Linked DNA regions of Homo sapiens: region 1 is linked to region 2. A link is a loop called in an ENCODE intact Hi-C map of the cell type or tissue named here. Cell type or tissue: endothelial cell of umbilical vein. All regions are shown on one strand. Each heading gives the region's core, and the rest is flanking DNA. Links, peaks and the distances in the headings are about the cores only.

What was found. A loop is a pair of places that touch in the nucleus more often than their neighbours do. Peaks named below come from ENCODE experiments on the same cell type or tissue, not always from the same donor. Only the 100,000 strongest peaks of a DNase experiment are listed, where the experiment ranks them.
Region 1: it touches region 2 in a loop (2.0-fold over the local background); 2 of 110 quality-filtered maps call a loop at or near these places.

What each region holds. Positions count from the first base shown.
Region 1 is chr12:79,514,877-79,530,293 of GRCh38, reverse strand. No RefSeq gene overlaps it. Among named protein-coding and RNA genes, the nearest start is that of MIR1252, 100 kb to the right of the region's middle. In endothelial cell of umbilical vein, for the core only: no CTCF peak of the experiment used is centred there; DNase peaks (open chromatin) are centred at 5,593 and 7,813; H3K27ac peaks cover 2,177 bases.
Region 2 is chr12:79,443,919-79,459,335 of GRCh38, reverse strand. SYT1 (synaptotagmin 1) reads right to left here. Exons shown (of 11, transcript NM_005639.3): 10 at 15,130-15,263; 11 at 7,328-10,418. The coding sequence ends at 10,212. Among named protein-coding and RNA genes, the nearest start is that of MIR1252, 32 kb to the right of the region's middle. In endothelial cell of umbilical vein, for the core only: no CTCF peak of the experiment used is centred there; DNase peaks (open chromatin) are centred at 4,755 and 7,185; H3K27ac peaks cover 3,851 bases.

The DNA.
Region 1 (15,417 bases), core at 4,043-12,042, 70 kb before region 2:
TGTACATAGCTTCCACTTTAGTGGGAGGAGACAAATGATAAAAGTGCAGCCATGAGAAGATAAGATAAAGTGATGCATTACAGATTGACTAAATTGGTTAAGGAAGATCTCTCAGAAGAGGCCAGGCGCGGTGGCTCACACCTGTAATCCCAGCACTTTGGGAGGCCGAGGCACATGGATCATGAGGTCAGGAGTTCAAGATCAGCCTGGCCAAGATGGTGAAACCCCGTCTCTACTAAAAATACAAAAAATTAGCTGGGCGTGATGGTGGGCGCCTGTAATCCCAGCTACTCGGGAGGCTGATGCAGAGAATGGCTTGAACCTGGGAGGTGGAGGTTGCAGTGAACCGAGATCGTGCTACTGCACTCCAGCCTGGGCGACAGAGCAAAACTCCATCTCAAAAAAAAAAAAAAAAAAGATCTCTCAGAAGAATGATATCTGAATTAAAGTCTGAATGTTGGGGAAAAGGCAACCATTTGACAATTTTGAGGGTAAAGAGATTGAGCTCAGCATGTCTGATAGAAACAAGACCAGTAGATTGGGATGGGTGAACAAGGGAGAATGCTCAGGGAGATGAGGCTAAAGAGGAAGGCAGAGGCTGGGTCACTGAAGGCGTTTTTGGCCATGGTAAGGAGTTTGGAGTTTATTCATGTTGCAATGAAGAGTCATTGAGTGTTTTATGCAGGAAAGGGATGAGGTCTGATGTAATTAGAAAAAATTAATTTGTCTGCTGTGAAGAAAATGGCCAAATGGGTTGCCTTGCCAATGTGATGGCACATGTGATGTCAAGGAGACCTGTTAATTGCTTTAAAATAGGGTGGTAACAACGAAGGTGAGAAATGGTCAGTTTAGAGACGTTTGTTGTAGCCAGGGCTCTCAAGACTTATAAATGAATTGGATGTGAAAGAGAAGAACTCAGGATGACTACTAGGTTTCTAATCTGAGCAATGAGTAGATGGTGGTACTATTATTAAGGCTGCTGGTGGCATTGGGGAGAAAGGGGGATTTTATAGTAAAGTAATTCTCTAGAGTTCCCTTCATATTTGTGCAAAGGAATTAGTCATTCTGCTGTAAACTACTTCATTACTGTAATTAGAAAGCTGCATTAATACCTTTTTAACTAGTGGTATCTATTCAGGAGACGTTTTCAGATGACAGTTTGTTTTCCGATACCCAGTAGTCTGCAATTTGTGGCCTGGGTGATACATCAGTACCAGATATCTGTGATTTCTTTTCTTTTCTTTTCTTTTCTTTTTTTTTTTTTTTTTTTTTGAGAAAGAGTCTTGCGCTGTTGCCCAGGCTGAAGTGCAATGGCGCGATCTTGGCTCACTGCAACCTCTGCCTCCCGGGTTCAAGCTATTCTCCTGCCTCAGCCTCCCGAGTAGCTGGGATTACAGGTGCCCACCACCGCACCCGGCTAATTTTTGTATTTCTAGTAGAGATAGGGTTTTGCCATGTTGGCCACCTAGGCTCTATGGCATGGCCTTTTGTTCCTCAGCTACAAACCTGTATAGCATGTGACTGTACCCAATCCTGTAGGCAAATGTAACATAACAGTAAGTATTTGTGTGTCCAAACATAAAATGGTGTGGTAAAAATACGGTATTATAATCCTATGGGACCGCCATCATTAATATGATCTGTCATTGATCAAAATGTTATGTGGCACATGACTGTATGTGGTTTACCATTTACACTAACAGCCTCTTCTTTTCATTCCTCTACATCCTTTCTTATGGGCTCAAGCAAATGCAGCTGTGAAGATTTACTTGTAGTAGACTCCAGATGAGGTTTCTCTTCAGGGTTTAAAGCACCCTTTCCAATTAGCAGCATCTATGCTCTAGGGAGATATGGGATGGGGTGGGGGGGTGTTATTTTGTTTCCTTTTCTTCTGTTGATCCTGAAGGCTGGTTTTCTGGAAATGACTTGGAAGCACCCTTCTGAATTTTCTCTCTGATGACCTATGTCTCTTTCTATTTGTAGGATATATAGACACTGTGACTCAGGTAGCAGTGATCCCAGGCAGAAAGGTTAAAGGTAGATAAAAAAGGAGCAGACATGTTTCCAGTTTCTACTCCATAGCACTTGTATAATATCAAGAAAAAATAATAAGATAACTTGTTTTGATAATCTAGCTTGTCATTCATTTTCTCAGCAACTATTAATTGAGTTCTTCAGTATGCCAGGTAACACCAGATGCCACTCCTACCTTCATGGCTATTTTGGCATGGGCTTGGAAAATGTTTGCTATGCTCATTAAGAAAAATAATTAATTCTTTAAAACTTTAAAGTCATTAGATTTTACTCTGCTAGTTTGTTTAAATGTTCATTTATTAATTAATTCGCCAAATACGTTTACTTTGATTAATTATCATAGAAAGATTCTTGTGCTAGGTTTCAGGATTTGAGAAAGAAAATCAAATAAAGATGCAGCTTTCAAAGAGCTGTGGAGACTGCTGCATTTCGGTGGATCCTGTGGTGTCAATAAATGCATCAGTAGAGTTAAATCCAATATAATAACCAGCAGTGGTTTGAAACACTCATTTGAAATGTCCTGGGGCTAGAATAAATAATGAATCATTATTATGAAGTACTAGGTCCCTGGAGAGTATGATCTTTGGACCAGCCAGAGATGGGATGAAAAGCACTTCTGGTCACTGAAACTGTGTGGGAATACAGCATCAGTAATAAATTCAGTTATGTCTCAGGATACACAATAGGGGACAGAGCTACCTCCTCTCTGATGTCTAGTGCATTTTCCCATTTCTTATTTACTATGCTTTGCATTTTCTAAACCCTACTGAGTTTTCATCTTTTGCTGTAATGAGCATTTCCCTGTAAAAATTGTTGGCCACTGTCTGCCCGATAGAGTTGCTAACAAATATTACAAATTCAAGGCCAGGAATGACAAATCATATGCAAGTAGAGCTGAAAAAGATATTAGAGTTAAATGATTATGAGTCTGCAATATTTTTTATTTTGTTAATGTACAAAACATAACACCACACCTGCAGGATATTCTGATACATGAATACAATCTTAGCTTTTAGAAGTCGTGAGGTAATCTTCAATATTGAAGATCCCTGATCAGGTATCAAGTCTAGAGAAACCTAGAGAATTTGGAGAGACTTCACTCAGGTAATTTTTGAAAAACAGATTGAAGGTAGGCCGGACGCAGTGGCTCACACCTATAATCCCAGCACTTTGGGAGGGTCAGGACCATCCTGGCCAACATGGCAAAACCCTGTGTCTACTAAAAATATAAAAACTGGCTGGGTGTGGTGGCACATGCCTGTAATTCCAGCTATGCGGGAGGCTGAGGCAGGAGAATCCCTTGAACCCGGGAGGCAGAGGTTGCAGTAAGCCGAGATGGCCCCACTACACTCCACCCTGGGTGACAGAGCAAGACTTCGTCTCAAAAAAAGAAAAACAGATTGAAGGAGAATATAAGGAAGGAAGAGTATGACTTTGAGTACCAGAAGACATGGTGGCTCATGAAGGACAGTTTTCTTTAGGAGGCGAGTGTGATGAGTAGAAGAAGAGGGATTTGTTGAAGACTGGGAAAACTCTTTTGATCCTTTTTAAACACTTTGATCCTTTTTAAACAACTCTAAAAGGTAGGTTTTTTAGATCCCCATAGTATGCTATTTTCATTTACAAATGAATTTGAAATGAAGTGATTGATTTAACTTAGATGTATGTGCCTAATAGCTCTAGTATAGTGTTAGGAAGAACATTAGCTTTCCACTTAGGTCTGCTTTCCAGTCTATTATCTTGGCTAGGCTACTTTCTAGAATTATGTGATCTTGTTTAAGTTATTTTGTTTTCTTATCTGTAAAATGGACATAACAGAGCCTGTGCTGTTAGTAGAGGAGTAGATAAGTAACTGTATGTGAATTACCTACTATATTATACATCTGAGCCTTTTGATAAACAAAACTAGTATTATGACAAAATTACAGAAGTTTGTAAAATCTTTATCTACTGAAGATATTGAAAAAACTGGATATATTTTTATTAAATTGTGATATTAGGAGTGTCCTGGAAAGAAGGATTGATAACTTTCTCACATTCCCAACAGACGAATTTTATTTTTTCCCTTGATGCAAAATAATGCATGGTTGATATGGTAATTCAAAATATTCACTAGTATATAAAGTAAAACTCGACTGTGCTCTAATTCCATGCACTGAGATGATCATCATTAATAGTTTGTTATATACCCTCTCATACCTTCCCTCAGTTATATGAAAAAAGAATGCATACCTTTTCTTAGAAAAATAGAATGAAATTGGGCACATATTTCTGCAACTTGCTTTTTATATATGTAACAACATATCATGAACGCCTTTCTCTGTCAATTCATGGAATTCTATCTAGTTTGTTTTTGATTTTATAGCTGCATGATATTCCATAAGGTGATTACATCATTATATATTCAATTAGTCTCCTGCTATTTGACTTTCAGATTGTTTCCAGTTTCCGTTTTAAGTTTTGCCTCAAGAAAAGATGCTGCAATGTACAATATTGTATGTTTTTCTGAAGGATATATTCATAGAAATATGCATGGCTAGATAAAGACATATTTAATATTGTAATAAGTTAAAGAAGACTTCAGTAGATTCAGGTTAGGATTTATTTTAACTGACTTTAAACCAATATGTATGGCTTGCATTACTGAAAAACAACTTAAAGCAAATGGCCTATTGACCAGTGGGTTCAATGGGACATCACTAAGTGAATAAAGTTGGAAGTTAAATGTTTATTTCTCTTGGACTTTGGAAGTTATAGGATTGTCCTCTTCCTAGAACTTGTTTTAGTAACTCTGTTCTCCTGAGAACACAATTGTAGCTTTGGAGGCTTTGGGATTTATTGAAGAGGAATGTCTGGCTGATTTAAAGCACTGCTGGTTGCTCAAGTTAGGGCATTAGTACCTTTTAGTTAACAACGTCAAACAGGTGTGGGAGATCCACTTTGAAGGGTGATCTGTGTTCATATCCCTGAGGAGACTGTCAAGATAACCAAGACAATTTTCTGTTGTAATTTTAAGAGTGAAATTAGTTTGGAGAAAATTGGTGGGAGAAATCCAGCATGCTGAGTTATCTAATTCATAACAAAATGGAGCTGGATGCTGTGGTGCACACCTATCATCACAACTATTCAGGAGGCTGAGGTGGGAGGATCGCTTGGGTCCAGCCGTTTTGGGCTGTAGTGTGCTATGCTGATAGAGTGTCCACACTATGTTTGGCCACAATGTAGTGACCTCCCAATTCGGGACCACCAGGTTGCTTGAGGAGGGGTGAGCCAGCCCAGGTCAGAAATGGAGCAGGTCAAAACTGCCATGTTGATTAGTAGTGGGACTGCACCTGTGAATAGCCACTGCCCTCCAGACTGGGCAACATAGTGAGACCCCTGTCTCTAAAACAAACAGGCAGACAAACACAAAATGGAATCTGAGAATCTGTGTCATTTGCATTATTTGGATGGGGAGAGAAAAACGGATTAGACTGTAGCTAGGGGATTTTTATCTTTATTTGCCTTCCAAGCTCCTTTATCTCTTCCTGTTTCAAACACTTTCACTGCCAAAAGCCTAATCCACATCTGCACAAAGAGAACGCTACTGCGCTAATAGCACAAGGAAAAGCACTGGAGCCCTTGGAACTCTTCCTAGGTTAAAAGCACTTCTATTAACTTGCTGATTTGTCTCAGAGAAAAATTCCTATTTTCTTTCTTTCTAGTGCCTCCAGAAAAGGAAATTAATTTGTGATTTTAAATTCATTTTCTTTTTTATGTCAATTTTAAAACTTTTATCAAAATAATACATGCACATAGTTTAAAAATAAAATAGTGCAAAAGGACTTAATAATGGAAAGCAACGTTTACCCACCACTCCCCTCCTCAATTCTGGTCCCATTTTTAACTCCTGTTTATTTTGATGACTACTTCCATCTCTCTAAATAGTATTATACCACTACTTCATTTCCTTTAAAAAAAAATCAGTTATATGTCTATTATCTACTGACTTTCTACTATTTATGTGGAAGTTTTCTTCACTTGTATTTCCTCCCCCATCTTTTCTCCTTCCTTCCAGTATAGTTAAATCATCATTTTTAATTCCTCAGTGGTTTATCTTATGTAAAGGTACATTCACTGCTAGTAATTGAAAATCAATTTCAATATTTAAGCAGTAAGGAAAATGTATTTTCTCGCAATAACACATCCCAAGATAAGTCAGCTATAAGATTAATTAATTCAGATAATGTCTAAAAGAATATGAGAGGCTGTTTCTTCCTTTCTAGCACTCCTGGAAGCCCAGCGCAGATTCCTCCTCATGTCTCCGACTAAAACCAGCCATATACCCACTATTCATGACTGACAAGGGGTGTGCCATTACCATAATCTACAATAATCATGATTTACCTCAATCCTTCTGAGCTCATGACCCGATCGCAAAGAATAATGTGGAGACATGAGTAAAAACTGGCCTCTGCTAACAATAACAACAACAAAAAAAGCAGTAGGAAGGGAGGAAGAAGGGGGGGTAGCAATAGGACAGGCACAAATAATGTCTGCTATAATTAACTCCATAGGTTTAATTTATTTATTCCTTTTTTAATTCTTCCATTGACCCTAGAAATTATTTCTTGATTCCCCAACCCTTCCCATGAACAATGATTCCTGCCTTCCACTTCCCAGACTCTGTCATCTGTGTTTTTACATTGTCACGTTTGTTAACATTCACATGCTGCCCTGTGTGTTTTTATCGAGTTGAAGTTTTGTGTATAGATAGACCCTAAAAATTGAAAATCAATAATGAATGCTTGTATTAGTGTGATGTATAATTCTTCAGAATCAGAATTCTACTTTCCTCCAATGATTTGGATTTACTTATTACCATTGTGCCTGGTGCATACCAGCAACTTACAGATGTTTACTGAATGTAGAATAAATGTACCTGAGTTGTTTATAAATGGATTCTACCTGTAACATCAAGTTCAACAGGATGGAGAGAAGGTGGGAAAGGGTGAGGAAATGGATGTAAGAACATACCTAAGTTTAGGAACCTGACCTTCTGACGTTGGGTTCTGATGTTAAGGTAGTTAAAGCCTTTGGAATGGGGGAAATCTCAGGTAGCATATGTAAATCGCCATACTATGTGATTGCTCTTCTCTAAGAACTGAAGACTGTCTTCCAAAGACAGTGAGAGGGCATGTGTTATTGCCAGCTGGTGAGACTTTTTCATTTCTGTACTGGTGCACCCTGTGTGCAGGGTGCAAAATAATTTCCTTTGCTCAGTGCTGGAATCAGGTTGCACATAGGAGAATATACAGGCTTTCAATCGGGATTTACCTCAACAGGCCACCTTCCTGTGATAAATGACCCATAGGGAAAGACAAATGAAGCCTGGCACTGGGCAAGCTGTTCTCTGAGAATAACTCTGCTCTCCAGGTATTGTCAGTGAGAATTCTTGGCCAGGGGAAATGGATTGTGTTCCAGGGAATAAAAAACATACACAGGAGTGAGCACTGCCGAGAGGACCGTGGGGTGAGGTGGCTTCAGGGAAGAGTCAATAACAAGTGGAGAGTTAGAAATGTAGGCTTGTATATAGGAAATCTTTGTAGCTCTAATTAGAGGCAGAATATAGATTCAGCACAGCAGGCAGATCTGAAACACTTGCCACTGTATTTCGCTATTCATGCAGTTCACATGATTTAGCATATCCACGGGCAGGAAACCGGGTTACAATAACACTAATTAGAGTGTCTTTACCCACACGTAGTGGACCATTTCCCTGGCTTTGCATCTCAAGTAGTGAATGGAAAAGGGAATTTTAATGATGTCCTATTAAGACAACTAAAGAGTGCAACAAATAGTTTCAGTTGCATGGCATTGTTAGGAAAATGATTTATTCTAGTAGAATTCGAGTTCCTTAACAATTGGGAGTTATTGTTGGCTCTCAAAATACCGCTGATTCAGATACGTCTTTGTATGGGTGTAGGCGGAAAGGAAGGAAATTTTTTTTTGTTTGCATACAGGAGAGGAATAATTTTATTCCTTTATTGAAATTAATTTTTTTTCTTATGATGATTATTTGGAAATAATTTTCTCCTGCTGTGGGGCCAACTTAGGGGTAAGTGTGGAAATTCAATTACAGAGAAATGGTGAGCCGAAATTCCTGCATCATTGAATTTAGTATAGAATAATAGCATGAGTACTGTTAGTGAGTAGCCATTTAAGCAGCCTGCTGCTATTTCAAACCAAAACAAAGTTGGCCTAAGTTTGGACTGACCCCTGAGATTAAAAACCTATTGAATTTGGAACTTAGAATTTCTCTGACATGGATACTGACACCTCCAGTCCCCAACCCTGCCCCAGTTACCTCAGGCTGAGTCCATATTAACCCTTTTGGGTTACTCCAACCTAGGTCAGACCTCTTGCCTTTCCCGAACTTGAGACCTGAGGGTGTGGGTAGGTCATTTGCTGGAACAAGTCTGATTAAACTTAGTGGTGAACAGCAGGGCTGTGGGTGAATGGCATGATTCACCCCAATGCCAGTCTTTCAATATGAAACTTTTCACTCTGAGTAGCTATGTTGCTTTCTCTCCTTTTTGTTGGCAACTCCAGTGTGTCAGGTCTTCCATCAAAATAGCTCTATCCCAACCATAATGGCAATGGCTGCTGTCTCCCTGAAATTAGTGGGGGATTGGGCTGAAAGAAAGCTGAAGATTTTGTCCCATTGGATGAGGTTTTGAATATAGTTTCTTTTGCTCTTTTATTAACAGTTGAATCCCCTCCCCTTTTAGGACCCATGCCTGTCATCAGGGTTTTTAATCTATCATCCTTCTCTTTTATTTTTTCAGTCTTTCTCTCTTTGCCCCCTCCCCTCCTTTCCCCTCCCCTCCCCTCCCCTCTCCTTTCCTTCTCTCTTCCTCTCTCTCTTTCTTTCTTTGAGACAGGCCTCGCTCTGTCCCCCAGGCTGGAGTGCAATGGCACGATCTCTTTAGACCTACATATGTGTTTAGCTTTCCTTTAGAATTAGCCGAAGTAGGCTGGGCAAGGTGGCTCATGCCTGTAATTCCAGCACTTTGGGAGGCTGAGACGGGCGGATCACGAAGTCAGGAGTTCAAGACCAGCCTGGCCAATATGGTGAAACCCTGTCTCTACTAAAAAATACAATTAGCCAGGCGTGGTGGTGCACGCCTGTAGTCCCAGCTACTCAGGAGGCAGAGGTTGCAGTGAGCCAAGATCGCACCACTGAACTCCAGCCTGCCTGACAGAGTGAGACCCTGTCTCAAAAAAAAAAAAAAAAAAAAGAATTAGCCAAAGTATGTTTATTTTTGTATATATCTATGTATTTATATCTACTCTTTATGCTTTCTCAACCCGATATTCCATTGAGCTATGGCCCACATTCTTGAGTCATGCTAGACTCATTGCCTTCATAGTTCTTCACCCATGCACTCCTTGATCCTTTGCCATCTGTCTTCTCTCCACAGCAGTGATATGGCTTCCATCAAGGTCACTAGTGACTTTATTTTATTTTTTTGAGATGGAGTCTCACTCTGTCTCCCAGGCTGGAGTGCAGTGTCATGATCTCAGCTCACTGCAACCTCCACCTCCTGGGTTCAAGCGATTCTCCTGCCTCGGCCTCCTGAATAGCTGGGACTACAGGTGTGTGCCACCATGCCTGGCTAATTTTTGTGTTTTTAGTAGAAACGGGGTTTCACCATGTTGGCCAGGCTGGTCTCGAACTCCTGACTTCAAGTGATCCGCCCACCTCGGCCTCCCAAAGTGCTGAGATTACAGGCGTGAGCCACTGCACCTGGCTGACTTTTTTTTAAATTTAAATTTTGTATTATAAAAATGTCAAAAAAATATAAAAGTACAGATAAAATTATTCTTCTCATTGAATTCCTGGTGATTTTTTTCTTGTGATACTTCTTTTAATAATCCTGACTCCCTCCATCTCATTTGCATTGTGGGCCAAATGTATAAATTAAATATAACTATGGAAACTGAACTCTCTATTTCTAATAAAGACATTTTAAAAATTATTATTATAAAAATTGTAACCATAGCACACACAACAAAATTAACACTTCCTTGATATTATCTAATCCCCAGTAAATGTTCAAGATTTTTAATGCTGGTTATCTTTTAATTGTCAAAAGTGATCTTTTGTCTTTATTCCTTTGATTTAACAGCCATCGTAGGCCTCAGTAAGGTAATATTAAACTCTGAATATAGTCATATCCTTGCCTCTACTCTAACTATCATTATGTCTCCTTTTCTCAGGTGGAGGTTGAGGGGATAGTATGATCATCTCAGATATCCTTTCCAATTCAGCTGTACATCTCAGAGGATGTAACATCTCAAGGAAGCCTTCCCCATCTGCCTTTACCCAGCCAGTCTCAATCCAAATGTTCCTTTTCCCTATTCCCATAGCATCCTCTGTATACTGCCATCATTCCCATAGGTTCCTGAATTTGTTTATGTGTCTGTTCTGGACAGTGAGCTCATATTCTTTCTTGCATGCCTAATGCTTAGTTGAATAGTACTTGAACTCAACTAATTAGTTTTTAATTTTAACATTACCATTACTGATACTTAACAGCTATTGGGCACTTATTATGTGCTAGGTATTATACTAAGTACTTTACATGATTTATTTCATTTAATCTTGATAACTCTGAATGAAGCCCTATCATTGTTATTGTTACTTTACAGATGAAGAAGCTGAGCTTTAGTAAGTTGTCACTTGACCAAGGTAGGAAAATAGCATGGTATAGAGATGTTGTATGGCATGGAGGACAGAGTAAAGGGCAAAGTTAAAGCCAGAAGACTGAGAATTGAATTCCAGGCCCACTACCCTTGGCTGTCAGATTATGGAGAAACTTTGTTAAACTATGTGAGCCCTCTGCTTCATAACTAATATGAAGGTTGTTAAAAATCTTTGCCTCACAGAATGCTGAGGACCAAATGGGATAATGCATTTGGAGTCACTTGAAAACTGTTGCATTTGTGAGAAAATTATGTGTAATTTTTTAAATGTAATTCACTGTTCTTATTTAGATATAACTGCCTTCCATTCTTTCCCCTCTAGTCACATAAGGCACATAGTTGTAATCACAGCATGCATTCAATTTTATGGCCAACTTTTCCAGTTATGAATATTGTTTGTTATGTGTTTTTTTCTTTTTTATTGTAAAGTTTGTGAAGTATATCACACATGGAAGAGTATATAAAATGTACATATCTGTGTGTATATATATATATACATGCATTTTAAAGAATAATTAGAAAATGAAAAGTTGGCCGGGCACAATGGCTCATGCCTGTAATCTCAGCACTTTGGGAGGCCAAGGTGGGCAGATCACCTGAGGTCAGGAGTTCGAGACCAGCCTGGCCAACATGGTGAAACCCTGTCTCTAATAAAAATACAAAAAATATTAGCTGGGCATGGTAGCGAGCGCCTGTAATCCCAGCTACTCAGGAGGCTGAGGCAGGAGAATCGCTTGATCCTGGGAGGCGGAGGCTGCAGTAAGCCAACACCGTGCCGCTGCACTCCAGCCTGGGCAACAGAGCGAGACTCTGTATATTAATAATAATAATAATAATAATAAAATAAAAAGGAAATGAAAAGCTGTGTATATGCCAACCAGATCAAAATATTACTGACACTTTAGAAAAAGCTCTGTGTTTCTTCCTAATTGCATTCATTTTTTCCCTTCCAAAGGAAATGCTATACGAGTTTTGTATTTATTATGATGTTTTTCTGTATAGCTGTACCACCTATATTTGTATAATTTAAGAAAACATTGTTTAATTTTAAAGAAACTAAGTAGCAAGCACAAACTTAGCTGTGTAAGGAAAAGTCAATATTGCCACTATTAGATGAAAACTTCCAAGGAAACAACTTGTGCAGAATCACTAGACTATAGCCTGGCCTCAGCCCCTTTTGGGATGTCAGGGGACACGGTCATGAGTGAATGCAGTGAAACAGGGTTTAGCACAGTTGAGGTATCTGGAAGGAATGTGGATGTTCAGGTACTGGATGTCCAATAGGAATAGGGGAAAAGGCTGCATTGTATTTTCTGCTTACGAGCTCACTATGGCCTACCTCAAACTTTCAGGAATAGGTCAAAGCAAAACATTTCACGGGAGAGAAATTAGTATTCCTAGCTAATCCAAGAGTCAGGGTGTGGAGCGAAGAGATGCATCTGCACATGATTCAAATAAGCCAAGTATATATGAAAATCTGGGCCAGGCTTTATTTGGGCATTCAGTCCTCAGATTAAAATAATAGCAAAAAGGAAGCAGAATCTTGCTCATGATACTTCTTAATATGACAGTCAATTGAATAACACTGTTCTGATTGGACTCTATACTTACTGTATGACTGTAATCTTGGGATCATCCTTCACTTTTTCCTGGGTATTCCATTTGCTTCCCTTTTGTGTTGGATCTCCTATTTTCCTAAATATCCTGTTTTCCTCTTTCTTGATTTACTTCCTTGTTTTGGTAGAACACATTCATCAGTTTCACTTAATGTTGAGTTAATGGGATATATATATATATATGTTTTGAGATCTTGAATGCCTAAAAATGCCTGTATTCCACCTTCATCCTCTTGCTTGGTATTTGGTTGGGTATAGAATTTTAAGTTGGATATCATTTGAAGTCATTTTTCCATTGTCTTCCAGCTTCAGTATAGCTATTGAGATGTCCAATGTTATTCTCATATCAGATTCTTTGTATGGTCACCACATTCTTTTCCTCATCCTCACTGTCCTCTTTGTCCTCTTCCTCCTCCTCCGTCTCCTCCTCTTCCTCTCCCTTTCTCTCTGGAAACTTACGGAATCTTCTCTTGGTCCTAGTGTTTTGAAATGTCACCATAATATGTTTCATTCTTATTTTCATCCACTGTATTGGGCACTCATTGGACTCTTTCAATCTAGTATCTCAGTTTTGGGAAATTTTTCTGAATTATTTTGTTGATAATTTCCTCCTCTATATTCTCTGTTTCTGAAACTCCTACTATGTAAGCACTGGATTTTTTGGATTGGCTCCATTATTTTTTTTTAATCTTTTTTTTTTTTCCTCTTATTTCCCATATCTTTGTCCTTTAGTGTGTGTGAGTGTACAACTTATGGGAACTTTTATCAACCCTTCTTTTGTTTCTTGGGGTTTTTCTTGTTGTTGTTTTTTTTAACTTTTGTGATCACATTTTAAATTTATGAGAGCATTTTTTTTTCTCAGAAATGTCTCTTTTAAAAAATAGCGTCTTCTTTTATGAATGCATTATCTTCTCTGATCAAAAACATATTGTTTGGCTGGGTGTGGTGGCTCACACCTGTAATCCCAGCACTTTGGGAGGCCAAGGTGGGCGGATCACCTGAGGTTAGGAGTTCGAGACCAGCCTGGCCAATATGGCAAAACCCCATCTCTACTAAAAATACAAAAATTAGCCAGGCATGGTGGCGGGCGCTTACAATCCCAGCTACTTGGGAGGCTGAGGTAGGAGAATTGCTTGAACCTGAGAGGCAGAGGCTGCAGTGAAGCTGAGATCGCACCACTGCACTCCAGCCTGGGTGACAGAGCGAGACTCTATCTGAAAAAACAAAACATATTGATATTTTCTGTTTTTGCATGGTCTCTCCTTCCACTAAGTTACTTTTTTTCCTAATTTTGTGCTTTGGGTCTCTGTATTCCATATTGGGTTGAGCATGTTTTCATATGTGTAAAGGCATTTGTATTTCCTATTCCGATCACTGCCTATCCATATCCAATGTTTTAAGATTGGCAATCACTGGGATTGTCCTGAATGTAAGAAAATACTCTCCAAAACTCCTTTTTTTTTCTTTGTTTTTGCGATGGAGTTTCACTCGTGTTGCCCAGGCTGGAGTGCAATGGCATGATCTTGGCTCACTATAACCTTCGCCTCCTGGGTTCCAGTGGTTCTCCTGCCTCAGCCTCTCAAGTAGCTGGGATTACAGGTGTGCACCACCTTGTCCGGCTAATTTTAGTAGAGACGGGGTTTCTCCATGTTGGTCAGGCTGGTCTTGAACTCCTGACCTCAGGTGATCCACCCGCCTTGGCCTCCCAAAGTGCTGGGATTACAGGTGTGAGCCACTGCACCCGGCCCGAAAATTCTTAAAATATAAATTTGTAACACTTTTTCTGGAGAGCAAGTAGGCAGTATTCGCAACATTTGAAATGCGTATACTCTTTGATCAAGAATTCAGCATCAGAGAAATGTAAATTAAAGCTACATTGAGAAGTTTCTGACCAGGGTGGAATAAATGGAAAAGATTTTCTTTCTTACCTTACCTAAAAATCTGGGCAAAATATATATGAAACAACAGTTTTCAGACATTGGATAATAGGCAGCACAGAGATATATTTCTGGGAGAAGGAAAACAAATAAGGTTAGATTTGTGACTGTGCCAGCTTATTGCCTGGAGGCAGTTTCCAGGACACAGCACAGGGAGGGGGCCCAAATAGAACCTGGCACTCTCCATTAAGTGAAAAGACAGATTACAGTTTGGGGAGGCCAAAGTAGCAAGAATCTGTGGGTCAGAGTACCGCAGAGAATGGAGTTGCAGAGAGGGAGAGACAGAGAGAGGGGAGAAGGGAGGGAGGGAGGGAGATGATACGAGCAAGATGGTGAGATAAAAGGTCCCATGGCATCTCTCCCCGCCCCACAAAAATGCAACTTGAAACTACTCCAAGACAAGAATACCATCCTGAATTTACCAGAAATCAGGGGAGAAGCAGAAAAACCTCCTGGGCCCACAGACAGAGAGAATCTATGACTTGTAAGAGAAATGGTCATTTCAGACTGTGCTGCCCCTCTGGCAAGCCTGCATAACATCACTTATAGAGAATTTCCCAGGTTAGAGAAGGGAATCAGAGGTGGACATTTGATCTCCCACCAGTCTGGAAATCTTCAAGGGAATCCTACTCAAGTCCTGTCCCATAGGAATCACTGGGGTGCAAGGAGGGCTGAACCACCCAGAGTGAACTGCACACAAAGAGCAGGACACAGATTGCAGCAAATAGCATGTGGATTTTGATGGATACTTTGTGCTCCCATCAGCAGGGATGCCATGATAAAGAGACAGGCTGGGGCCATAGTGCCACAGGGGGCACAATTCACAGGAAGGCCTCAATTCCCTGGTCAGAGTTTTCATTAAGCCCAGGTTCTTGTGTGGAGCCTTTCCCTGGCCTAGAAACAACTAAAAGGTCAGGATTAAGTTCCAGTGCCCACTTATTCTTCCCCATCCTGGAAAACAACGACAGAGCAGCAATATATTTCTGGAGCAACATTAAGTTCTGGTGCTCACTGTAAGTCTTCCCCAGAGCAGGAAATAACAACAGGACAATGAATCACTTCCACTGCAGTGTTTTAGTTCT
Region 2 (15,417 bases), core at 3,395-11,394:
ATCTCATGGTGTGCACCCTCTGTGACATTCGGAGTAACATCCCCCTAAGGTATTTTGAATAATATCATAGCATGTACACCCCCTGTGAAATGAAGACTGACATCTTTTTAGGATATTACGAATAATATCACAAGGTGTACACCCCTGTGACACTAGGAGTAACATCCCCATAAGATATTATGAATGATATCACAGGGAGTACACCCCCTGTGACATTAGGAGTAACACTCCAGTAGGATACTATGAATAATATAACATGGTGTAGACCCATTGTGACATTAGTAGTAACATTCCCCTAGGAGATTATGAATAATATCTCAGGGTGTACACCCCCAGTGATATTAGGAGTAATATCTTTCTAGGATATTATGAATAATATCACAGGGTGTACACTCCTTGTGACATTAGGAGTAACATCACCCTAGGATATAATGAATAATATCACAGGGTGTACACATTAGGAGTAATATGCCCCTAGGATATTATGAATAATATCACAGAATGTACACCCTTGTGATATTAGGATAACATCCCCCTAGAATATTACAAATAATACCACAGGATGTACACCCCCAGAGACATTAGGAGTAACATCCCCCTAGGATATTACCAAAATTATCACAGTGTGTACACCCACTTTGATATTAGGAGTAATATCTTCCTAGAATATTAGAACAAATATCACAGGGTGTACACCAACTGTGATATTGTGAGTAAAATCTCCCTTGGATATTACGAATAATATAACAGGGTGTACACCATATGTGTTTTAATTAGAAGTGAACACCATATGTGTGATATTAGAAGTAATAGTTCTCTAAAATGTATGAAAAATATAACAGAGTGTACACCCACTCTGATAAAATAAGTAATAACTACCTAGGACACTACAAATAATATCACAGGGTGTAAACACATGGTTTACACCCATGGTGATATTAGGAATTATATCATCCTAAAATATTATGAATAATATCACAGGGTGTACACTATGTACACCCAGGTGGATATTTGAAGTTATATCTCCTTAGGATATTACAAATAATATCACAGGGTGTACATCCCCTATGACATTAAAAGTAACCAACATCTAGAAAATTATGAATATATATAACAAGGCGTACACCCCCTATGACATTATAAGTAATATCACCTAAGATATTACAAATAATATCACAGGAAGTACAACCCCTGTGACATTAGGAGTAACATCCCCCTAGGATATTATGAATAATATCACAGAGTGTACACCCATTGTGATGTTAGGACTAACATCTGATGAGGATATTTCCAGTAATATCACAGGACATACACCCTCTGTGACATCAGGGGTAATATCCCCCTATGACAAAAATAATAATATCACAGAATGTACACCCCCTGTGACATTAGGAGTAACATCCTCCTAGGATATTATGAATAATATCACAGGGTGTACACCCTCAGTGACACTAGGAGTAACGTCACCCTAGAATATAACGAATATCACAGGGTATACACCACCTGTGACATTAGGAATAACATTCCCCTAGGATATAACAAATAAAATCACAGAGTGTACACTCCTTGTGAAATGAAAAGTAACACCGTCCTAGTAAATTACGACTAATATCACAAGGTGTATACCCCCTGTGACATTACGAGTATCATCACCCTAGAAAATTACGAATAATATCACAGGTTATACCACCTGTGACATTAGGAGTAACATTTCCCTAGGATATTAAGAATAATATCACAGTGGGTGTACACACACTGTGACATTAGGCATAATATCCTCCTAGGTTATCAAGTCATCACTGTGATATTAGGAGTAATATTGCCCTAGGATATTACAAATAATACCACAGAGTTTACACCCACTGTGGTATTATAAGTAATATCTCCCTAGGATACTACAAATAATACCACAGAGTTTACACCCACTGTGATATTATAAGTAATATCTCCCTAGGATATTACAAATAATATCACAGGTTGTACACACAGGTTGTAATACCACTGTGGTATTAGAAGTAAAATCCCCCAAAAATATTACGAATATTATCACAGGTTGTACACTATATGAGTACACCCACTGTGACATTAAAGTAACATACCCCTATAATTACATAAATAATATCACAGGGTGTACACACATGGTGTACACTTACTATGAAATTAGGAGTAACATCCCCCTAGGATTTTATGAATAATATCACAGGGTGCACACACATAGTGTACACTTACTATGAAATTAGGAGTAACATCTCCCTAGGATTTTACGAATAATACCACGGGGTGAACACACATGGTGTACACCAACTGTGGCATTAGGAGTAACACCCCCCCAGGGTATTATGAATAATATCACAGATTTTATACGCCTAGTGTACACCCACTGTGACATTAGGAATAACATCCGCCTAGGTATTACAAATAATATCACAGGGTGTGCATACATGGTGTACACACATGGTGTACACCCACTCTGACATTAGTTATAACATCCCCCTAGGATATTATGGTTCATATCACTAGGAGTACCCACACATTGTGTACACTCACTGTGACATTAAGAGTAACATCCCCCTATGTTATTATGAATAATAATACAGGATGTAAAAACATCTTGTACACCCACTGTGACATTAACAGTCACATCCCCCAGGATATTACAGATAATATCACATAGTGTATACCCACGTAACATCCCCATAGGATATTACGAATAATATTACAGAGTGTAAACACACAGTATACACCCACTGTGACATTAGGAGTAACATTTTTCTAGGATACTATGAATAATATCACAGGGTGTATACACATGGTGTACACACACTGTGACATTAGAAATAAAATCACCCTAGGGCATTACAAATAATGTGTTAATAATTATTACCATAAATATTAATCGATATTATTTGTAATATCCAAGCAATATTAATATTACTCTTAATATCACATGGGGTGTACTCCCATTTATATTATTTGTAATATCCTACTGAGATGTTACACCTAATGTCACAGTGTACACCTAATGTCACAGTGTAATGCTTGCTATTCATAGTATCCTACTGAGGTGTTACTCCTGGTGTCACAGTGGCTGTACACCTTGTGATATTATTGGTAATATCGTAGGGAGATGTTACGCCTAATGTCATAGTAGGTGTACACCCTGTGAATTTATTAGAAATATTCTAGGAAAACGTTATTCCTAATTCCAAGGTAGATATTACATAGGATTGTACACCTCCAGTGATATGGCAAGTAATATCACCCTCTCCCCCACTGGATATCATGAACCATATCACAGGGCAGATATTATCACCCTTTCCCGCCCGGTGACAGAGCAAGATCCTGTCTCAAAAAAAAAAATCTGTTAAAAGATATAGCAAGTGATTGATTTTCCCGGCAATAAATAAGAAAGTAAGTGGAAATTTTCAGATAATTGAAAGGTGGTACACACTTTTACAATTTCCTTTCTAATAGTGTTTTTAGTAAAAGGAGGAGTGACCAGGATGCTGTTATCACCTGAGTTTGTCCCTCCTCTTAGGGCTGGTGGTATACCAGGAATCAAAGTGTAGCTGTTTGCTGTTTTTGTCTGCCTGGTATCTACTTTTCTTGTTTGTTAATATCATTTTTATTTTCTTTTGAGGAGCTATTTTTCCCCTATCTCTTTGGCTCTGGGTCTAGAGACATGGCCTAGTTTTGGCTGAAGTAAATACTGTATCATCATCTGGCTATGGGGATTGTTTTAAGAACATGTGACCCAGTCATACAAGTCAGGTTTGGGAATTTTGGTGGTATAATTGTGAAACAAACACTCCCTGCAAGCCTGCTAAGCTGGAAGAATATGTGTGAAGCTGCCAAGGGTCTTCCCTGTTGCTACATGGAGACATAGCAGCTTGGCAATGAAGTCAATACTAAGGATAGCAGAGTTTATGGGGAAGGAGAATGAGAGAGAAAATGATGACACTGTGGCTTTTGATCCAGCTGTTCTTAAAAGTAATCATCCGCGTTGAACTTCCTGGTTTAGGTGAGCCAGTGGTTTATCTCTTTCTCTAAAGCTTCCTACTTTTTTACCTTTCTTTCTCTCTTTTTTCCTTAATACCACTTGATTTAGATTTCTTCCATTTGCAACTCAAACATTCTTACCTATAAAAGGTGTCAGCACTTCGTTGCAGAGTCCAGAGGAGGTAGGAAGTTGACAGAGTTAAAGTGGACAGCTGAAAAGGAAGTGAGTCCCAACTTGCTAAGTATAAAATACCTCTTAACCTTGTGTGTGCCCTGGTAGGGGCAAGAATATTTTGCACAGGGGATAGGCTTGGCTGGCAGGATAGTTACTGTCAGGGAAAGATGAATGTGACAACTTTGGGGATATTCATTGGTGGGAAGAAGTGGGGAGGGAAGAAATCAATACCGTTGAAATGCGGATTTAAAAATGTATATAACAGCCTTAGAACTTAGATTCCACAAATCATCAGCATGTTTGCATGGTGCTTTTATTTCTGGGTCTCTCTTGATGGCTCCTCTTGCATAATTCTTACTCTGTATGCTTTGGAAAATTTTTTTGTACATTTAGTACCAGGCTATTTCTCATTTTTATTTTCCTGCTTTTTCACCTTCTTATTCCAAAGTCACCGTGTGACAGTTTTATGGTAGAGATTTGTGTGCAGCCTAAATCAGTTGCTAAACATCAAAGAGTCCTGTGCATATGTAATAAAGATGTGTTGCAGTCGGGGTGGAAGGTAACTGCAATCATGGTTGGAATTTTCAAATCTGTTAAGAGTAAACTCTCTGCATAAATAGAATAAGAATGTGATTTCCTATGCATGTTTTATCAGGTGGGGGATGACTTGTGTGACTCAGAAACATCTGACTCTTCTGTGGGAAAAATGAAAGCACTTAAAAAGTGTTTGCCGCTGGTAACAGGTTTCCTAATGCACTGATCATTTGCTGGCTGTTCTCATTCCCACCTTTGTACTCTGCTATATACTTGGGGTGGGGTCTGAGCCTTTGCAGACTATTTTCCTAGAATCCCTTACCAGCTGGTTCTGCCAATGGGAAGCACTGGTTGTAGTGGAAAGGAGAAGAGGAGAAGAGATTATCTTCCTGCATTCAGCTTCTATCAATTTCCTTCTAGCAATAGTGAGCAGACTGGATCAGCGGTTTCTGGGAGTTCCCTCACCTCCAGGGTGGGCCTAATACCCTTTTGTGGTCCTAGAATCATGGGGTCTCCATGCAACCTTCTCCAAGATTCCAGCCCCTCCTTTCCAGTCTCGGGCTCCATGAATACTACATTTTCTCTTTTCTTCTCCCAGCCCCAGAGTTGCTATGTACTAATCTCTGGGTTACTCTACTGTCTCTGCTTTGCTTTCTCAGCTCTCCCTTATGCAGCCACTTTCCTATCTTAAAATCTCTCACTGAAATATGTGAAATGGTTTTGTTTTCCTGGCTAGTACACCGAATAAATATCTTTAATGTATTTATATTAGACCTTCAAACCTTTTGGGAAAATGACATTGAAAAAGGATGAAGTGAGTTTTTTCTTTTTGATAATTCATTAAGAAATATTCTTTAAATAGTTTTGGATCAAATTTCAAGAGCATTTTAAGAAACAGAATCCTCACCATTGAAAACCAAACGATTGTGATTGTTTAATGCTGATTTTTTTTTTAAATTTCTAAACCAGTTGTGCCTTAAGTTTCATTTTATAAACTTAGATTTTGAACCCTTCGCCAGCAGCTTCCTCACAGTGTATAGTTATTAAGTGATCTTTCCACTGGTTGTCTTAGCAGTTTGGGTTTAGTTCCTATTTTTATTTGGCCATGACTGATAGAGCTGAGTGAAGGAAGTATAATACAGCCAACCTCAAAGACTCCATCATGAATACACTTGTCAAGTGAGATAAATTTTGCAGAAGTCTTGCTCACTCCCTTACTTGGATGACTCCTGCCAGTTCCTTTAGTACTTCGCTGTGTTATCCTCTCTAGAAAACTCTTCTTGATATCTCCTCCCCAAAGAATGTGCTGTGGGATGGGATCCCCAGGATACAGATTCTGAGATGAAACTGTACATGAAGGGGTTTTATTGGAGGAAGTGCTCTTAGGAGCAACACCTGCAAAACACTGAAGAAAACCAACAGGGCAGAGAAAGAAGTTGAACTGCAGTGCAGTTGCGAAAGCAGTCTCCACTAACTCCTGGGGCTATGAAACTGAGATGGCGCTTCAGAGATTCCGAAATCAGCAGCCGATTGTGGGCTGCTCCCAGGGAGGGTGCATAAACTTAGGTGAGACAGCTTCCTTCTGTAGAGCGCAGAGGAACACAGCTGTCAGCTGTCAGCAAGCACCACTTCCAGCAGCTGCAGCAAGAGTACCTCTCTGCTGAAGGGGGATCATGGTGATACACCATGGTATCTACTACGATTGATCCAGTAAAAGTCCTCAGGGATAGGCCGGGCACAGTGGTTCACGCCTGTAATCCCAGCACTTTGGGAGGCCGAGATGGGTGGATCACGAGGTCAGGAGATGGAGACCATCCTGGCCAACATGGTGAAACCCTGTCACTACTAAAAATACAAAAATTAGCTAGGCGTGGTGGCGGGCTTCTGTAATCCCAGCTACTCGGGAGGCTGAAGCAGGAGAATCGCTTGAAGCCGGGAAGTGGAGGTTGCCGTGAGCCGAGATCGCACCACTGCACTCCAGCCTGGCAACAGAGCGAGACTCCGCAAAAAAAAAAAAAAAAAAAAAAAAAAAAAAAAAAGTCCTCAGGGACCCAACACCCTTACTTTTAAGCCCACATCACAGTGCATTGGGATAGCGTATTTACATCAGCCTGAAACTGTGGGCTTCAGCGTCCAGTACAGTAGGCACTTGATAAATGTTAAATTTAGTGGAGGAAAAGTATTTACTTGTTTCCCATAGCGATCGTAGTAGGCATAGAATTTAATGTGTCATACTGTCCTCTGAAACTGGGGTTTAAATAGTTTTGTTTTCCGTCCCATTCTGGAGAAGCTGTGTGACTTGGGTTCTGGAGTGAAAACCCTGAAGGACACATGCTGGGCAAAGTGAAAAGCCTCAGAGTACGCCAGATGAACTGATGACACACAGGAATAGAGAAACACATGTTGAGAATGACACTGCCCAGGAACACCACGCGGTCATGGCCAAATGCTCCCGGGTGTTGTTTTCCCTCTAGCTATTCTGTACTCAGATGTGACTCAGATGCTGGCATTCAGTGCAGTTTTGTTTAGCTGCTGCTGCTTCCAGGAGTCCCCCAAAGTCAATAGGCCATTGGCTTACCACCAGAGTCAGGCAAGGAAAAGAGTGGGAACGCAGCAACATCAACAGGAAATAAAACATTTTTATTGAATATCTGTGTAATATGTTAAGTCATTTTTAACAACAATCAGAAAACTACTGTGGAATTCACTACACAAAGTGAAACAAAATTTAAATCACCTCATCAAAAATGAAGGTAAAATACAGCTGAAATAGTTGGCTCGCAGGCCACGAGCCATATGGCAGAGGAAAACACCCCAACATTTCTACAAGATACAGGGAAAACCCACACATAGAAACACTCAAGCAGGCAGTAAATATACACAAAGGCAACTAGGATCTTTCTAGAGCATCAGATTCTAATACTTTACACAGCTTTGTCAGAAGGGTACATGTGGCTTATTTGAGGATGAATCTTGGTCATAAAGCAGGTTCCATCACTGACTTGTGAAAGAGTGAAAGATGGCATAGTACCAACTAATTCTATGGTGACAATCCCATGTCTGGCAGTGTTGCAAGAGAATGCATTAGTGGTATTTTAATGCAAGAAATAATGTCTATTCAGCAGCTTGAACCTGCTTGTTTGAAAGTGTGGTTTCATTGTGAACAACTTAAAGCTGAATACAGTGAAATTAAATGTCATTTGTGGTATTTAAATACTTTTTAAAAGCCAGTCAACTCCCTCTCTTTGGTAGGGTTTGGCCCTTTAAATTGGAAAGAGTCTTGTTTGAATTTTCTGTTCAAACCATTATTTAATTTCACATTCTGACTTGTGTATATTTTCTATTACCTATGTTTTTTAAGAAGTACGGACCATCGGCAGACGGTTATTTTCCTTTTATCCTTTATGTCTATGCCAATTATAAAGCGTTTGCTATGTCTGGCCTAAAAGGCAAAAGAGCTTGCCCCTTCTTTGATAAGGAAACAGTAACGACAGGAATTCCAGTTTTACTGGGAAACAGCCAACCCCATGTTCAAAGCCTACCATCAGCCCTTTTTGAATTCTCTTTAGTTTTTGAAAAGACGTGGTGTGATATCCTGAAGACTGAACATGAGGCCAATGCTTAGTTTTCCTCCATTTTGTTTTGATATTTGTGAAGACAAACTTTCATTTCAGAGCATCACTACTGTCTTGTGGCCTGGAAATTAAAATGGATCACAGAAGTGAATGGGACAAAAGGCTAGATGCAGTGTGGGATAATAGGCTGCCCTTCCACGAAATGGTTGTCTACCATAGTGGGGAAAAATATGGAATATTGCACAGTGCTTGACAAAATGCTGTGTTCCACCCCATTCTATGTATCTTCCTTGTCCTATGCATAGCTTTTCAGTTCTGAATTGGTCCTTTGTAATGAGAACTGTTTGTGCTACACACACCTTGGGCAGTGCAGTAGAAGGGAATGGCAGTATTGTTACAATATCACTACGGAATAAATTGAGTGCTATCCACTGAGGAAACTACGGGTCTAAGCACACACGGCAGTCACAGTGTTACACAGAGCAGTCCTTTAAGACTCTTATGGAATGACTAGTAGCTTCATAATAGTGTCATTTACTACATAATAACATTGAAAACGTTTAAAAACTCCTCCTAAATCAAGCATCTAGTATACATAAGAGGTTGCTTCAGTTTTCTAGAACTTGTTCTTGGTTTGTTTCACCTTTTTTTAAAGGACAAATTAAAACTTAAGTAAAAAGAGCATATAAAAAGATCACTAGCTGTCTGTTTTGGCTTAATTGAAGTGCATTCAGAACTATGGCTAATTGTTGTTGGTTTTTGTTTTTGTTTTTCTTTCATCTTTTGATGGGATTACAATACTGTCTGTTTACCACAAAGTAATTTTGTGTAATAAGCACAGATTGTTGTGTTAAAAATATCCTGCATTCCTTCTAACCTGGTTTTATATAATAAAATATTTTGTTACAAACTCTAATGTGCAAACCTTTTGGAATTATTGTAGGTGTGAAATCTGGAACAGAATTCACAGGATGTACATTTTGTATAAAGGTGATAATGGAGAGCTACTTTTTTCTTTTTAAATAGTCAGGCAATATTTCATAAATGTTGACTTCTCCCCTTAGCTTCTTCTCCCCCATCCCCAAACAAATGTGCACACACACACACACACACACACACACACACACACGGAACACCTTGTTGTTATTCTATATGCAGTAATATGAAATCATTGACTCCTGTTCAGTTGCTTCCTCAAATATAAGAGTGAAGCCATTATTTTAGCTTTGTAAATATGTACAGACAGGTGCTATTCTGTTTTGTGGCTATGCTTCCTTGAGGTCAGCCTGGATGCTGCTGCTCAGATCATGCTATTTTGCCTGTGTAGGAATTCTACAAAATTGGATTCACCCACCAAGTATGTGGTGTAAGTTTATCTTGGTACTCAAATGATTCAATAGAAAGCTCAGGTTTAAGTTGTCCTTTAAGATGTCAGTTTAACTGTACTAGTGCCTTACGAGTTGATATTTTTGCTGGAATGCAGACGATACTATATTTACCGTATAATATATTATCAGCTCTCCTATATCTCAGTCAATTTACATAGTTTAAAATAGAACATCTTATTAAAAACATCTAGATATACACAGATTAGGAAACGCTTACAACATACAAATACACAAACTAGAAATAAATCTTTAGCATACTGGTATATACAACAGTGTGATACAATAAATAATTTCATTCATGCTCTATCTACACATCATATTGCTTAAAAGAAGAGTAGATTTGGAGGGCAGTGGTATGATGAAGGACTTAGGGGCTCTCTACATTTAAATTTGTGCAAATTAAAACAGGATTCCAAGTACCACTGAATTGTGTTAGGAATGCATGGCTGGAAAAATGAAAGGACCCATATTACTGAGGTATTTACAGATACTGGCTAAAGAGCACTATATGGGCAAATGCAGAAAGGCTTCTTCTTTCCTTTACTTCTTGACGGCCAGCATGGCATCAACTTCCTCCTCTACCTGCAGGGTGTGCCACTGGGCAATAGGTCGCCTGGGGTTGGCCAGCATGTCTGACCAGTGTCGCAGCTCCGCGCCGGTGCTGTTGTAGCCCACAAAGACTTTGCCGATGGCATCGTTCTTGCCAATCTTGTCATAGTCCAAAACAGTTACCACCACCTGCACTTTCTGAAAGAAGCCATGAAATGAATATGAATCATCTAGCTCTAGAGATAAGGCCCGACTATAAAGCGTCCTTGAGCGCTAAAGAATTGGAAATAGAAGAATCAATCTCCAAGCACTAGGATGAGGATGAAAATGACTTGAATCTTAATACTCAAACGTTAATTTTTATTATATACTTTGCACTAAGTCTTTTACATGAATGAACTCAGTTACTTCTCATAATAGATCCTATTAATATTGCCATTATACAGGTAAGGATGCTTGAAGCTCTGAGAAGTTATATAACCTGTCTGAGGTTGTTTAAGGAATGAGTTGTTTGGTTTTCAGAGCCTATGCTGTGAACCTCCATGCCATGGAGTCTGTGTCAACTTGTGCTAACCTCTAAATTCATTTGCTTCAGTTGTCTTATCAGTGAAAGTTCTGGCATTGGTGTTCAGCCCACTCTATTTGATTACAATTCCCAAGGCAACCATGTGCAATAATCTGATTTTAAGGGTGGGGGGACAGCATGTTACAAAAAAATTAATATAGAATTAATATAGAATTTCAACTAATCATATGATTGTGAGCATAAAACATGATAGTATAGTGAAAAGTATGGTTAAAAAGTAGTAATAAAGATATTTTTTTCTCATCCATACGTTCTCTTAGTAAACATTTACTGAGTAACTACAATGTATCTGGCATTGATATCAAATGGAAATATCAGTTTAGGCTACACGGGATTTATTCAATGATTCCATCAGATTTTGAAAGTTTATTTGATGACTTCCTTTTCTGAATGATTGAACTGATGAAAGCAAACCTATACCATTATGGTATAAAATATATACTTTTTAAAAGCAAATTTCAGTTCTACTTCCTAAGTAATGAATTTACTTAGCAGAATATGTGATGGTTTCAATCTAGCAGCTGAGTGTAAAGGTAAGAGTTTAAAATAAATGGAATATGTAACATTTATTGCCAGAGTTGAAAGTAGCAGAAAATGTAATTATAAAAGCTAGGGCCAGATTAAGAACCAGCTGAGTTAGGGCCCTTTAGTGGACTTTATATGCTGGAGACTGGTTTATTATATTAATGAAATGAGAAATGTCATTGATATACAGCTTCAGAGCAGAGAAAACAATCACTTCTGCAAGTGGAATTTAGAATGTGAAATGCAACACATTGTCAATAAAACGGACAATCTTCCCTTGGAGTGATTCCATTGTGAAAGGAATTAACTATCCACTGGATAGTTTCTGGAACAAAGAAGAGGGCTATACTGATTCTTAGAGCTTGTTCTAAGCAAATTTATCAGGAAGCAATCATATTGTAATGAATGGGGTGGGGGACATGACACACAAAGGTAACAGAAGTTTTTAGAGTTTGATTATTCCACTTAGGAATGCATTGATTAGTAGCATTCAAGACAAAATATCCTTGTGAAGCCTTTGGATTAATGTTTCCAGCTGCATATGTAGTTTATTTCTACATTTGGGGGAGAAGGGCTTACATTCTCACATGCATTTGGAAATTAGCATATTTTGCTTCTTTCATAATACATTTCATAGGGATAGAGAAAGACAGAAGGACAGGCAGATTGTCTTATAACCTCAGGATAAGGCAAACTTAAGACCCTATTTTAGCATGTGAAATACTCAATTATTTTTTTCTAGAAAAAGGTGAAGACTAGAAAAGTTGCCTCCTATAAAAAAAGGAAAAAAAAAAGAACAAAGTGACTCAAGGAGCAGAGAAAGAGGGATACAGTCAAAGGAATGCTCATTATTTCCATGTCTAATGTATTCTATATTGGGCATAGTTTCTGTCTGTCCTGACAAAACGCTATTGCCTCTGAAATGCTGCCCCAGAAACCTAGCATGTGTCTTATTTTTAATGTGCTTCACTTTCAATATACCTGCATTTTCTGCAGTTTGTAGTTGAAAAGGATATTTATTTTAAAGGCATAGAATTGTAGCTCAATGGGAGTTTTCATCTCAATGCCTTGCTTTATATTTATTTTGTGGAATTAAAAAAATTAAATGCCAGGAGGTGTTAGTTTCCATAGGAATAAGGTCTTAGAACTCAAAAAAGTTCACTGAATAAATATTGCAAAATAAATCGTTGGAAAAAATTGATGTCTTGAGGGTTTGTGAGTGGGTCCAAAGCAGGGGGCCCGCTGGTTCAGGCTAGTGAAAAAGTTATTGGGAACAGGGAACCAGTGTCCTCTGCATTTACTTATGTAACAGATGTTGAAAGTAAATAAGTATGTATAATTTGACACCATGTGAAAATTTATATGATAAAGGTTGTATTTAAAACTATCAACCAATACAAAGATGGTAGAGTTATTGGTTATTTTTGGTCATTTAAGACTGCCCTATACTACAGAGTAGCTACCAGCCACATCTAGCTATATCAATTTAAATTTAAATACATGGAAGTTAAATAACGTTCCTTGGTCAAATTAGTGACTGAGGTGCTCATTGGCCAGCTGTGGCTATCATATTATTGGACAGCATGGATGATAGAATATTTCAATCATCACAAAGTTCTATTAGACAGCACTGATTTATATACTGATTTAATCTTATTGTTAGATCTATTTTCTAATAAAATGTTAACTTGAAAAAGAGAGGACATTAGCATGTGAATAATAATGATGATGATGACAGGACCATTTACTGTGTGTTCCTATGTATTGGGCGCTGTTCCAAGTGCTTTTATATGCATAATGTCACTTTGACAAGGACTGTTATCATTCTTATTTTACATGTAAAGAAATTCTAAGCCTCAGTTTTTTCACATATAAAATTAGGATAATAACAATAGTACTTTTCTCATAAAGTTCTTCTAAGTATGAAATGAGATTACATACATAAAGTGGTTAACTTGGACCTAGGCATAATATATATATATATATATATATATATATATATATATATATATATGTCTTTGGATTAATGTTTCCATGAAGAAAGCTAACATAATAGCTATACTTATTTTATATATGTATATATTATATAGCTATACTTATTATATATATAAAATATATATTTTATATATATAAAATAAGTGTAGCTATTATATTAGCTTTCTTCTTGGAATAAAGCTGTGATTAATTCATAAGATACTGTCTTCTAAGAATAGATTAAAGGTAAATGAAGACACAATTTGGCATATTAAGAGTGGTATGGCACTATTCACAACAGCCAACATACAGAATTAACCTAGGTGTCCAACAACAGATGAATGGATAAATAAAATGTGGTACATATACACAATGGAATACTATTCGGCCATAAAAAAGAATGAATCCTGTCATTTGTGGCAATGGATGGAACTGGCAGACATTATGTTAAGTGAAATAAGCCAGGAACAGAAAGTAAACACTGTATGTTCTTACTCATGTGGAAGCTAAAGAAAAGTTGATATCATAGAAATAAAAGGTAGAACAAAGGATACTAAAGACTGGGAAGGGGAAGGTAGGGAGAGATTTGTTTAAGGATATAAAATCACAGCTACATAGGAGGAATGAATTCTAGTGTTCTGTACCACTACAGGATGGCTATAGTTAACAATAACATATGATATAATTTCAAATAGCTACAAGTAGGATATTGACTGTTCCCAAGACAAACAAATGATAAATGTTTGAGATGATAAATATGCTAACTACTCTGATTTGATTACAATACATTATATATATGAAAACATTACTATGTGCCCCATGAATATGTACAACTACTATTTGGCAATTAAAATAAATAAAATAAAATAAATAAAGAGTATTTGTTATTCTGGACCTTTAGAAGGTTCTTTGTTGTAGGTTTGATGTCTGCTCTTTGTTTTTCCTTCAAGTTATGGGCAAACTTGTGTATCACTGAAAATATACACCTGCGCCAATTATTTAATAAAATGTAAAAATAGTGTTGCTTTATGCAGTTTGACTCTCTGATGCCCATTAAAGATTTGCAAGAAATGGCCCAAAATTATTGGATATTATCTTTAGATTCTTATAGGCTAACTATGGAGATGGGGTGAGAAAATGTAAATATTTTCAAAAACCCCTAAATGATAAGATTGCATGTTATCATTGTGGCTACATATAGCAACTTAATATGAACATATTAACTACAAGGATATTTAATAGAATATTTCCCTTCATAATTATTGTCTGGCATATTAAGGCTCCATTTTTAATAAAATAGCCATCCATTCCAACTCAGACACAGGAAGCTGGATTTAAATAATTGAAAACACAACTTAGCCTAATTTTTCTATTGTTAATCATCTTTTAATAAAGACTCAATATGCTGCATATTTAGCATCAACCAAAAATATTTCTCTTATCACTATTTTTTGCTCTAAAGATCTCATGGGGAGACTTATTTATGGCCTGGGAGTAAATAGTGAAAGCTCATAGTTTTCTCTGGGCTTTTTAACTTTTATAGATGCACTTTTTGAGTTAGCAGAGTTGTTCTGTTGATTTTCTTTTTCCTACTTTATTTCTGCTCAACACAGTGCCAGCTGTTTTGGGCTGATGAGTCAGCACATCCTGTGCTGTATATTTTATCCTTCCTGATGTAGCTCAAGCATCAAATGTGCATGGGGAGAAAGAATGGCAGTTCTAATGAAGGCATGTGCACTGATAACTTACAAGGTCTGTGTGTATAATTTATGTGGTCTGAAGGAATGAAATTGAGTGGGAAGACAAAGTTATGTTTGACATTACCTGGATTTGTTCAAAAGGTACTTCAAAGCTGAATGACTCATTGTAGTAGGGGTTAAGTGTGTTCTTTTTAATTGTTGTCTTTTTCTTCTTCAGCCTCTTACCATTCTGCATCAGATGAATCTTCACATAAGGATCTGAATGAAAAACAGGAAACAAACTTTAGGAGATCAGAGACACATATTTTAGATTATAAGTTAGCTTATAAAAGAACTATTTCCCACAGGTAAATAATTATATAGCATGTATTTAATATTTTTTAAATTCAATACTTTTTTATTGAAATATTTT